2 separate regions of the Mus musculus genome follow, and region 1 is linked to region 2. A link is a loop called in an ENCODE intact Hi-C map of the cell type or tissue named here. Cell type or tissue: left cerebral cortex. All regions are shown on one strand. Each heading gives the region's core, and the rest is flanking DNA. Links, peaks and the distances in the headings are about the cores only.

What was found. Peaks named below come from ENCODE experiments on the same cell type or tissue, not always from the same donor. Only the 100,000 strongest peaks of a DNase experiment are listed, where the experiment ranks them.
Region 1: it touches region 2 in a loop (2.0-fold over the local background); 1 of 42 quality-filtered maps calls a loop at or near these places.

The regions. Positions count from the first base shown.
Region 1 is chr2:128,860,935-128,867,351 of GRCm38, reverse strand. It overlaps Fbln7 (fibulin 7), which reads right to left and starts at 3,420. Exons shown (of 8, transcript NM_024237.4): 1 at 3,205-3,420. The coding sequence starts at 3,279. In left cerebral cortex, for the core only: a CTCF peak has its summit at 3,510; a DNase peak (open chromatin) is centred at 3,398; H3K4me3 peaks cover 934 bases.
Region 2 is chr2:129,097,719-129,104,135 of GRCm38, reverse strand. Polr1b (polymerase (RNA) I polypeptide B) reads right to left here and starts at 3,140. Exons shown (of 15, transcript NM_009086.2): 1 at 2,873-3,140; 2 at 1,006-1,173; 3 at 412-558. The coding sequence starts at 3,049. It overlaps Gm46764 (predicted gene, 46764), which reads left to right and starts at 3,193. Exons shown (of 3, transcript NR_168333.1): 1 at 3,193-3,302. In left cerebral cortex, for the core only: no CTCF peak of the experiment used is centred there; DNase peaks (open chromatin) are centred at 2,618 and 3,165; H3K4me3 peaks cover 1,442 bases; H3K27ac peaks cover 215 bases.

The sequences.
Region 1 (6,417 bases), core at 1,296-5,295, 240 kb after region 2:
TGTGTGTGTGTGTGTGTGTGTGGTGTAGCTCATCCAGATTTTTATGTGTGCTCTAACGATCAAGCTCAGAGCATCAGCTCTGTGTAGCAAATGCTTCTCTCTACTGGCCAGCTCCCTTCTCTGATCCATGATGATTTATAGAGTTTGCTCATGATAGGCAAACTCTAGAAATGACACTAAGGCGTTGTTCTATAGGTGAACTGATAAAGTGTGCTTGTCCCTACATTAGATAGTATTTGGCAATACAAAAACAACAAGCTGGTTTTGCTCAGTGTTTTGTCACAGCACTAGATGTCAACTAGAGCACCACCATTACAAACATGCTTCCACCCACATGTACACATGAAAACACAGTTATGTCCTCTGACATATGTACATAGAGATACACTCACTAGCACATCCATACTTACCCTGTAGTACTCAAATACTTTGACACATGGGCATGGGTGCACGCACAACCATGCATTCATATACAAATGAAATAACACACACAGACAAAACCATGCATTCATATACACATGAAATAACACACACATACACACACTAGCACACACACACACACACACACACACACATACTAACACACATTCCCTCACATACCATGACATACGCATATATGCACACTCACCTTCATCACACACAAGGCAATTGTGAATCCACAGACACATGCATGCATAGACTCACACACACAGACACACACCTATAATGTCACTCTTAGGTGCCACAAAAGTCAGCAAAGTGGGAACATTTAGAGACAGAGAGGAACCCCAGACAGGGCTTCTCCGGGGCAGCTCACACTGGCTCCACTTGGAGGCCCACTGGCCTCTGCCAATGAAGTCCCTTGCCCATCCTAGCCCATCTCCTAAATAAAAGAGATGATCTGGAGGGTAATTTCCATCCTTACTGCTTGCCAGCAGGTCTCATCTCAGATGGATCTGAGAACCTTGGGGTCTATACTGTCTGGTAGACTCCAGGTACACCACGTTACTTGAGGTCCTTGTGAGTTCCATACTGTGTCCACTGAGAATTCCTCTGACCCCAAACTTTTCTTGGGCTGTAACTGACTCCACTTTGTGACTCTGAGAGTTGGGATTGCTCTGGGTCTCAGGTGTCTTTTCTAGAGAGATTAGCCCTACCTGAGGTGCAGCCTGGACTAACCGAACCAGAGTCATTGGAGGTAAAACTGGCATCAGAATTTCTAGAAGTTCCTTGGGTTGTCATGCATAGCCAAGATCTGCCTAGAGACTGTCTGACACTGGCCAGTGCTGATCTGCCCTTCAGGGGTCCATAGCAGGAAAACAGAGGCAGAGTGAAAAGCTATGTGAGCAGGAGGTCAGCACGGTTCTGGGAAGATGTTATTCTCAGAGCAGAGCTCTGAAGGATGACAAGGAAGAAGGTAACACAGGCTTCCAATGTGCTTCGTTCCTCTGCTTCCCAGCCTGGAGCTGGAAGGATGGGGGAGCCCCAACCATTCGCTGAAGGTCAGTTTAACTAGAGCAAACATGGGTGTCTGGTCCTTTAGCCTCCTCTGGTTTCACCTACAAATGTTTTGCAGATAAAGAAGGCTATGCTTGGCGTCGAGGGGCTGAGAAAGCCTGGCCAGGGCACGGCAGGGATTGGATCTTAGTGTCGCAAGAGCATGTTCAAAGTGAGGCAAGCTCAGTGCTGCCTCTGCACCAGATTACCAGTTGCCCTAATCTCACTATTTCCCACCTCGCCCCGTGGGACAGATGCCCACCCACTATCACGAGATGATTGGTCTCCGGAACGTCTACTCTTCTCATGCCCTGCCCCTTTGCAGCCTGGGATGGGGGAGCCCAGTGGAGATGTATCTTCTGTGCTTCTGGCACTGGGCATGGGGTGAAGGTTTGGTTTGGCTTTGTAATCTGCAAAACTAGGGAGATCCCATTGCTCTGGTGGGTGGGCTCACAGTAGCCCCAGGCTGGGTCCTGGCCATTTGGCTGTTGAGCAACTTCCTGTGACTCCCACTCATTACCTTCCGCACTAACAGGAGCAGGTCTGATCTAAACCAAATTCTCCAGGCTCGGAAAGCCTTGCTGCACCCCAGGGGACTTCTCAGTATCCCCGGGGAAACTTGCCAGTGCACAGCAATTTAGCCCCAGAACATGGAGCATGGACAAAGATCAGGTCAGAGTCCAGTCAGAGAGGGAATTTATACCACTTCTTCCTGACTGGGTGGTCTTAAAGAAGGATCTGGACACTCAGCAGGCACCCAGCCTCCCTGCACATCCTGCAGCTGTTTATGCTGCTGTTGGCATGGTTGAAGAAGCTGCTTCAGGACTCTCGTTGAGGGACCTCTGTCTGCTGACACGCGTTTGATGGAAGCTGACCTGAACCTGACAATACAAAGTCTCTCAAATACATTTTTATTTACAGTCTCAATTTTAAAAGTCAGTTTCCAATGGTTAATAAAATAATAATAATAATACTTATTGTTGTTGTTGTTGTTATTGTTATAAAATCTAGCCAAGCAAATAAATCCAGTGGGATTTGGAGACGTAAATGTCAAAAAAAAAAGAGAAAGAAAGAAAGGAAGGAAAGAAGGAAGGAAGGGAGGGAGGGAGGGGGAGCGAGGGAGAGAGAGAGAGAGAGAGAGAGAGAGAGAGAGAGAGAGAGAGAAAGAAGGAGAGAAGGAGAGAAGGAGAGAAAGAGAGAAAGGGAAAGGGAAAGAAAAGAAAAGAAAAGACCCTGCTGTTCATATGGGTGTGTAAGAAAATATAATTGCAACTCTGAGGCTTCGGGTGCTCAGGATAGGACCACCTGAGGATCCATCAGGCCACTGGTAAGAATTTCTGAGAGTGGTTAGGGTGTGGTGGCAGCAAGAATATTTCAGTTAGAAACGTAAATGTTGGGTTTGGAGAGCACGAACATTCTCTAACAGAATTGGGCGGCCAGGTGTTCTCACCAAGACCCACAAAAGACCAGTGTCTCAGAAATCCTTGGGTAACTTTCCCGGGCTGGCGATTCCCACGCGGAGCCACCTTCTCCCGTTGGGCTGCAGCAGCCCAGGTCGCCTGCAATGACAGATGGAGGACCCCGCTCCTCTCTCCATCAACCAAACCCCAGCCCTAGACTCCGCTCCAAGTCCCAACTCCAGCACAGGAGTGGAGCATGGCATGCCCTGGCCTCGGCGCTACCTCCTTGGGAAGCGGGACTCCAAGACGCACTGCGGGGGACACTGACCTGGAAAGCCCGCGCTCCGGGGCTGGCGAGGAGCAGCAAGAGGAGGAAAAGCGCGCGCTGTGAGCCCGGTCCCATCTTGCCACTCACAGCCTTGCTGCTGGGGAAGGCAGGTCGCTGTTCTCTGGCCGCAGTGCGCGGGTCCCTTGCAGCTTCCAAGGCCACTAGTCCGCAGCCGCCTGCACGGGACTGTCCCGACGACGCGGGGAGGCGCCAGCCCTGTGGCGGAGGCGAGAGAGGAGGAGCTGTGGAGCCTGGAATGCGCCTGGGAGCTCGCCCAATCCTCTGCTCTGGGAAAAGAACGGGTGCGACGCCTCGCGACCAAGGGTGGCCAGTGTCCACCCTGGGCTGCCCCACTGTCCGCAGTCCCCACTGCCCGCCGGGAGAGACCTAGGCCCCTGCCAACTACACGCGGCTGATTGATGAGCCAAATTTAGGACTGTCCCACTTCAAAGCCCACATAAGGACATCTTCCTCTAGGACAACAGAGAACAGGGTTAGTATGGCAGAAAGATGGCCTTCATAAATTGGACCAGGTTAGACCGTCTCTTCTTAAACCGTGGGCCGAAAAAAATGGGAGCTGAGTTACTGATTTTAGCAAATGGTGAGGCACGAAACCAAAAATTAATTCAAAATCAAATATAATGAATCCAAGGTATCCTTGGTCTCCATAACTGCTACTGGTCAGATGTCCAGGGGCACCACGGGAATGATCACACACGCACACACACACACACACACACACACACACACACCTAGGACACTTGGCTCAGATCTCAGACTAACTTATGTTACGAAATGAAGTGGTTTTACTGTACACGCTAAGTTTTTTGCTACTTTGTACTACTTACTTATATGAGGTGGTGTGCTCCGTGTGACAATTTTATAACCAAACAATCAATTTAGGGGGGGAAAAAAGTCAAAACTGCTTCTTATTCTTCAATATCAAATATTCAGCCAAGATTTAATTCTTCATGTAAAAATTAATAAAGCATATCAAATTTCCTTTAATTTTAATAAAGGATAAAATTATATTTATAGCAAATAATTACTTTAAAATAAATTTATGATTTATTACCAGTACGTGTTTGATCTGTACACTTCTTCATGTGCCTGAATTCCTAAGGTTGCAGAAATATTTCTCAGTGAAAAGAGACTGAGAGCAAGAAGTTTAAAGGGCTCTGAGTTAGACTAAGTCACCCTTTGGACAACTCTGCCAGTTTTTAAATCAATTCTCCCTAGGGCTTTTGGAAGGCGCGTGCTCAGTGACTAAGTTAAGAGGGCGCATGCTCAGTGACTAGGTTAGGAGGGCGCATGCTCAGTGACTAAGTAGGGCACATGCTCCGTGACGAAGAGTCTACAGCCTTCCTTCTAGTTTTCCGTCTGTTTCCCAAGGGTTTAAAGTAAAGGCCCAGCTACAGAACACGCCTGGGGTCTAGTTAGGTAACAGCCCTGTGACAGGCATGGAATTGAGGTTCCTGTACTCAGGCTATGAGTGAACCAGATGTCTCGGACCTCTCTACTCCTGGAAAACGTAATTTAGTTCTCCCTGCAAGGACATTTTGTGAAGCTCACTCTTCTGTATGGAATGGTTCTGAGCTGCTTTAGATGGAAAGCAGAAGGCAAGCCGAGAGTCCTCTCTTGGCCTGTTAGAGATGCTATAACAAAGTACTCCAGACTAGGCAGTGTACAAACAATACAATGTGTGCCGCGAGGCTCTGCAAGCTAGGTTCAAGATCAAGGCATCCACAGGCAGAACTGATGTCCGTAAAGTTTACTTCATCCTCACTTGTGGGAACAGACAGGAGATCGATAAGGATTCCGGCGTGGGGTGGTGGTGGTGGTGGTGGTGGGGGAGACAGGGTTTCTTTATGTAGCTCTGGCTGTACTGGAACTTGGTCTGTAGACCGGCTGCCCTTGAATTCAGAGATCCTCCTGCTTCTGCCTCCCAAGTGATAGGATTAAAGACATGTGCCACCAGCAGCAGCATGAGGTCTCTTTTGTAAGGACACTATAGTTATCTAATTCAGAAATATCCTAAGGTGACATCTCATCACACTACCATACTGAGGAAGGAGTTTAAAATATGACCATAGCCAGTTCCCTGGAAAGCATGGAGCACTGGGCACTGGGCATGGGACCTACCGGCCACCCAAGGATTGGCTATCCAACAAATACCACGGAGCTGTTTCCTCCCATCCATTGCATCGAGCAAAGTCCATGTCCTTGTGCTTTGAAAGTCTTGCTGAGAGACCCAGTCAGAACACTGCATGTCACTGTCCAGGTAGAGAGGAAAGGACAGCTGCCAAACCAGGGTAGCCCTTAGAGATGGTGGGTTTCTGTGTCAGTCTCCAATGTGTCTGCTGGCTATGAGAGAGCCACCCGTTTCCTGGCTGGGCTTGCCTCTCCTGTGAATGAAAGCTTTCATTCTATTCGGAGCGGCTATTTATTTTGACTTTTAATCTACCCCGTATTTACATGGCAACTTCCAAGCACTCTTAGCGGTTCTGGTTCCATAGTGGACACTAGAGGCTGGGCGGATGTGAGCAAGCCCTCTTTTTTCTCCTTTTACCCCTTCCCCAATCATAAAGCTGAGACACACCAGATTTCTAAGAGGAAGAGAATGAAACAATGTGGGAGCTAATCTCCTTTGTCAGCTTGACTGGGTTTGAAATCACGTAGGAGACACACCTCCTAGGCTTGGCAAAGAGAGTGTGCCCAGAGAGTTTTAATTAGGAGAGATGACAGTTTTTGTTTTTTTTTTTTTTTTTCCATTTTTTATTAGGTATTTAGCTCATTTACATTTCCAATGCTATACCAAAAGTCCCCCTTACCCACCCACCCCCACTCCCCTACCCACCCACTCCCCCCCTTTGGCCCTGGCGTTCCCCGAGATGACAGTTTTTGAATGTGGGTGGCACCATCCCCTTGGCTGGGGGCCTGGACTGAGGAAGAGGTGGGAAAGCAGAAGCCAGATGAGCTCCAAGTCTTCTCCACCATGCTGGACTCAATCCATGAACCCAGAGAAGCCCTTCTTCCACACCTGCTCCTCTGGGGGCAAGGACAAACACAGTTTTTTTAATGAAAGAAACTGTTCTAGGAACCGAGGGTGTAGCGCAGTTGGTAGAATCCTTGATTGATGTTAGTGAAACTTGAATTGGATCTTCAGCACTGCATAAGCCACTGGAAGCACTCACCTATAGTAACATTACTTGG
Region 2 (6,417 bases), core at 1,349-5,348:
AAGTGACTAAACTGACCCCCCTCCCCACCTCCCTTGGCCACCCACAATAATGACATAGCCAGGCTTGGGTGTATACACCTTTAATCCCAGGGTGGGGTGGACGACGTGCATTAAAGTGGATCTCTGTGAGTTGATCCACACAGTGAGTTTCAGGCCAGCCACGGCTATACAGCATGACCCCTCGCATCCCACCTCCCAAAATAAAAAGGATGGAAGGAAGGCAATAAAAGAGAATTTGAGTTGAAAGTGTAGCTTGTCGGCAGACTTAAGTTTCACACATGCACAGGCTCAACACGGCTTCAACAGACTGTGGTAAGAGCCACGCACAGTACAGACATGATGACACCAGTGGTCCAGCCTCCTGTTTCCTCACCTTCGCTGCTGCCCCACAGCCTCGATCCCTGCACTCACCTCTGCCTCCTCATGGTGCTCAATGAGGACTCGAGGAGGAAGGTTGTATAAGTTGCAAAGCTTGGACTTCACCATGATGGGAACATAGCCGAGAAACTGTTTAATGATCCCTTTGGGGACTCCATTCACGGCCCAGCTGATATCAGCCTAAATGGGAATAAAAGAAAAAAAAGATATCATGACCTACAAGAATAAATATTTAAATAAAATTTTAGCTGTATTTGTTTATATTTTGACTGCTTTGCCTGCATGTATGGCTATGCACCAGATGTGTGTCTGAACCAGTGGAGGCCAGAAGTGGGTATTACATCTGCTGGGACTGGAGTTACCGGCAGCTGTGAACCACCATATGGTGCTGGGAACCAAACCCTGATCCTCTAGAAGAAAAGGCAGTGCTCCTAACCACTGAGCCATCTCCCCAGCCTCACAAAAGAGCATGTTACAAGGAGGAAGAGGCCACAGGGAAGTGACTTCATGTTTTGGATGACACACAGTCCCTTTAGATGAAGATACAATCACTTCAGTGGCACCAGCCCTAGTCTCAGAAGTGTGCAGGGACAGCCACCTGCTGTCACTATGTCACTAAATGCTCACCGTCAGCCTCCCTCGGTAGGTGCTCTTTCGGCCACGACACTCAGCTGGATAAACGTTGAGATCTTTGCAGATGGTCCCTTTGGGCACTGAGGGTGGACTGATGACAGCATCCACAATGGTAAGAGATATGCGCTCATCTTTGAAAGCAAATTCAAAGGGAGGTATGGCCTGAAAGACAATTCACGCTGCTAAATCACTTGCATTTTTCAACGCACTTTTCACTAAGACTCCCCGAAATCACCACTTGTGGTCTACACTCACTGACATCTACCACACCAATGCAACAAATCCAAAAGGGACAACTAAAGTTACAACCAACTGGTAACTTGGCCAACTATTTAACTTTTTGGATGGTGCGCTATGTATTTGATTTGCAGTAGGTTCTACGGACACAGAAAAGGCTGAGCTAAGCATCTACCTTCTCTGCTTTTCAGGGGCAAGTATAGGGAAACTCTTCTCATCTAAAAGCTCAGCTTTGTATATTTTATTCCCTCACACTGAAGCCTGGCAGTTCGAAGAGTTCTAAATGGCTTCCATATTGTCAAGTCTCAGTCTGGCAGTCAAAGCTCTCCAACATATCCCCATCCTTTGTTCTCACAATACAGTTGTTTGGTAACGAAAGCTCAGGGTACTGTCTACTACATATTTCTCTCCCTGAACCTACCCTGCCTCCTGAGGGAGGGCACCATCTTCTTCCCTTAGCCTTATCTAATGCAGAGCTTTCTAAACACCTGGATTAGTCGCAGCATTTCCCTTGTACTCCTGACTCAGAAAGCGCCACATCTTAGAGCAGTTCTCAAAGAATATGGCACTGACTGCTTGCTGGTGCCTGCTACCGTTACACAACCAACATCCAAAGTGAGGAGCAATTACACCTGAGAGGTGTCTTACTCTCAGAGTGCCGTGCCAGGAAAAACTAAAGATGCCAACAAAAAGAGACCTTCCCCGTCCTTACTCTGCTACCACTGTTACAATGATTCCCCTGGACTTTTTATCTTCCTCAACATGACCAACTCAGAACAGGTGGCAAGTTTTCCTCTTGCAAATTCTTAAAGAGAAAGAAAGCGGGCAGCGAACGCCTTTAATCCCAGCACTCGGGAGGCAGAGGCAGGCGGATTTCTGAGTTCGAGGCCAGCCTGGTCTACACAGTGAGTTCCAGGACAGCCAGGGCTATACAGAGAAACCCTGTCTCGAAAGAAAAAAAAAAAAAAAAGAAAGAAAGAAAGAAAGAAAGAAAGAAAGAAAGCAAGCAAGCAAGCAAGCGGGCGATGGTGGCACACACTGTTAATCCCAGTGCTCGGGAGGCAGAGGCAGGCAGATCTCTGAGTTCGAGGCCAGCCTTGGTCCACGGAGCTCCAGGGCAGCAAACGCTACACAGAGAAACCTTATCTCGAACCGTCTCCATTCTCCCGCCCCAAAAAGAAAACTTTAAGGGAAGCAAACTGAAGGATGTGCTTGCTGCAGTCTGTCTGATCAGCTTGGAACCTTGTGAGGTAGTTTTAGAACGTAAGACTCCAGGTGTGAAAAGGCGCGAGTGCTGGGAATGGTGGAAAACACAGTTCCAAAAAGATCACTTCCTCACTCTCATCTCACAGTACCCAGAAATGGTTCGCCCCAAACCAGACTCGTACTCATATATAAATCCAGGAGTCACAAATACAAGTTTCCCTACACCACTAGGCTTATGAGTTGCTTTTTTTCTCTGAACTACCCAAAGCAATGCAGGGTGAGTTCACGTCCCTATTTGTGGTCATACTGTAGGCACCCCTCACCCCCCCACCCCCCGGCCACTTCTCCCAACCGCAGGGACGCTCCAGGACCCCCCAGGCCAAGGGTAGAGCTCTGGAGCGCAGTGCACGGCACTCACCTGCACCGCGTGGCTCAGCCCCTCCAGCGCCGCGTAGTTGAAGGAGTCCACGTGCGCCCGCGTCAGGTCCTGCAAAGCTGCCTTTTGCTGCTCTGGGGGAATCCCGTACGAGGGGTCGGTTAAATGCTTTAGGCTGGGCCCGCTGGGCAGGTTCCGCCACCGGCCGTCGACATCCATGCTTCTGCCAGTCCCGGACGGGAGACCGGAGCTAGGACGCTACTCGTGGCTGGCTGGAATGGCCGGACCAACCCCACAGCCACCCTACCCCGTGGCCTTCTGGGAAATGTAGTTCCTCTTGTTCGGCCCGCCCCACACTGGTCCTTTCTTTTCTCAGAGTCGACTGGAAACTTACACCATGGCGTGATTAGACCGGTTAAAACTACGCGCAGACATGAAGACACGCCTTTAATCCCAGCAATCAGGAGGTCAGGTATCTGTGAGTTCGAGACCAGTCTGGTCTACAAAGAGAGTTCCAAGTCATTCAGAGTAGTTACACAGAGCTGTCTTGAAACACCGGGGTGGGGGTGGGGGTGGGGGTGGGGGTGGAGAGAGAGAAAGAGGCTTCGCTGTTTTGTAACCTGCAAACCATACTAAATCCTGCTCCACTTTAGTGTGTGACCTCTGTGACCCATATTAGCTTAATTCGTTAATTAGGACCTGATACAAGACGTATCTTTAAAGGTTCCCTTCTGTCCCATTCTGGAGTTTTCCTATTGCACCCTGATGCAGACCTCAGGAGACTCTGGATTCTTGGCTTCAACTAAAATGGAGGTGTGGGGCACCAACCTGTCATTTCTTCTCAACTTGTCTGTTTATTAAAATAATATTTATTTATTTATTTTTGTTTCTTTGTTTTTTGAGTCAGGGTCTCTATGTAGTCCTGGCTGTCCTAGACCAGGCTGGCCTGGAACTCACAGAGGTCCATTGTCTTTGCCTGAGTGCTGGGTTAAAGGCATGTGTCACCCCCAGCCCCCTCTTTCTCAAGTCTTTGTTTTTTTGTTTAGTTTTTCTCATACATTGCATTCCAACTGCAGTTTCCCCTCTCTCCACTCCTCCCAATCTTCCTCCCCACCCCCCTTCTCCTCCAGATCCACTCCTCCTCTATTTCCCTTCAGAAAAGAGCAGGCCTCCCTGGTATATCAACTGAACATGGCATAACAGGTTACAATAACACTAGGCACAATCCCTCATATCAAGTCTGGACAAAGCAAATCAATAGAAGAAAAGGGGTCCCAAGAGCAGGCAAGAGAGTCCAAGACAGCCCCTGCTCCTACTGCCAGAAGTCCCCCAAGAGCACCAAGCTATACATCCATAACATGAATGCCGAGGACCTAGCTCAGAGCCACACAGGCTCCAGGACTGTCTCTTCAGTCTCTGTGAGCCCCTCTGAGCCCTGCTTAATTGATTCTGTGGGCTGTGCTTATGTCTACTCAACTCTTAATGCATGAAGCACATCAGCAGGACGGCAAGCAGTAACCAGGCCATGCTACCCAGAAGAAAGGAAGCCACCCCAGCCTGCTTCTGGGCAATCAAGAGCAAGAGGTAGGAAGGTGGTTGGATAGTGTCAGAATTCGTGCTGTTTCTAGTGTTTGGCTTTTACAAATATCCATTTTTCTATGTGTGTGTTTTCAATTCCCTTAGGTATCAGAGCTAAGAACCACGTTTCTGTGTCATATTACCTATGTTTACCTTTCTGAAGCCCTGTGAAACTATTAAAGTGAGCTGTACAACTTCACATTTCCCCTTAGCAACATCATTACTAGTACCTGGTACTATCTTCTGATTATAGCAATCTTATTATTTGCACAATGGTATCTTTTGTGAGCCCTGGTTAGCATTTTCCTAGACTCCAGGGCCTAGAGGATAATAGTGTCAAATATCATTTCATGTGTTTAAGGGTTGATGGCATATTTCCTCTGAAAAACGTGAAGGGAATCAATCCCTTTCTGAGAATTGTTGAGCTTTTAGATGCTTTCTGTGTTTTCATGTTGTATCTACAGGTATGAACAGGAACGTGTATGTATTTATCCTATGTGTGGAGGCCAGGGGATGGCAGGCTCTGTCTTCCTTTGAGACAGGGACTGTCAATAGCTTAGAGCCACTGAAGAAGTTAGGCTGGCCAATGAGCCCCTGGGAGCTGCCTGGCTCTACCCTCCGCCCCCCCCCCACCCCCCCCGTGCTAGGGTTAAAGCTATGTGCCACCAGGCCTGGAATTTTTTTAAGTGAAGGTTGACTATTAAACAGGTCCCCATGCTTCAAGGAACACACTTTACCAACTGAGCTATCTTCCAGCCTCTTAGGTACATTTTAATGGTATTTGTTCATTTTTATAAAGCAAGGTAGATTTTGGTCATGATTTTTAAAGAAAACCTCTTATTTTTTATTTATGTATATGTGTGAGGCCAGGGGTTGGATTCCTTGGAGCTGGAGTTAAAGACATTTTGTTGTTGTTGTTGTTGGTTTTTTTTTTCTTTTTTCTTTTCTTTGTTGTTAAAGACACTTTTTAATTACCCACCATGGGTGCTGGGATCTGAACTCCGGACATCATGGTTGAACAGCAAGTACTTCTAACCACTGAGCTCTCTCCAGTGCCTTGGTCACTGTTTCTCCCAATATGTTCCTATTTTCCTTTACCCTCCCTTCAACTGTTCCTGCTATGTGCATGTTGGTGTGCTTTGTGGTCTACAAAACACTGCTTTGTAAATTATTCTTCTGTTCTTCATCAGACGTAAAATCTTACTTGACTCCACATTCGCCGATTCCTTTTGGCCAGGTCAAACATGCCCAATCATTTCTAGTGAATTTTTCACTGTGCTAAGCCAACTTTTCGCCTCCAGTGTTTCCACTTGCTTTTATTCAGAATTCCATCCTGTCTCCTGACTGATATCCTCTCTGGTCTCACGTGCTCTGCTTCCTTCAGTTCTCTAACACACTTGAAATCGGTGAATTCAAGGGTTTGCTTAGAAGGTCCAACACCGGGCCTCTTCAGGGATAGGGTCCATTCTCTACCCATCTGCCATGTAGGTCCTTCTCTCTCTTGGTATACCCCACAATTAGTATCAAAAATTAGGAAATCTTAATTAATTTTGGAAACTAGAGACTCTGCTCTCTCTAGGACCTGTTGTTGGTGATCACCCTCAATATTCACTGTGAAGCCTATGTTCTTTGTAATGTGTTTCTGCCTCATTAGCTAAAAGCTCAACTAATGATCGAGCCAAGATTTTCTTAAATAACCACCTTTGCTGAGGGTTCTGTTCCAGTTTGGTGGTGGTGACTTCAATACCTGTGCAGGCCTTTTACAATTCTGCCTTGATATTCACTTTCTATTGTATAGAGCCTGAACATCAGCGATAACGGGGATGTTAGAGGGGTTCCCTGCTTGTACTCACAGCCCTATGTGCTATGACCTCCTGTGGTCTCATGGATATAGTGGAGTCTTTCAAGGCCTTCTGAGGTGATCCTGGGCAGCAGCCTGCCCGCTTTTCATTTTTCATTTTTGTTTGTTCTAAGAGGTATTGTGACCTTAGGAAGCTGAGATGTAAAAT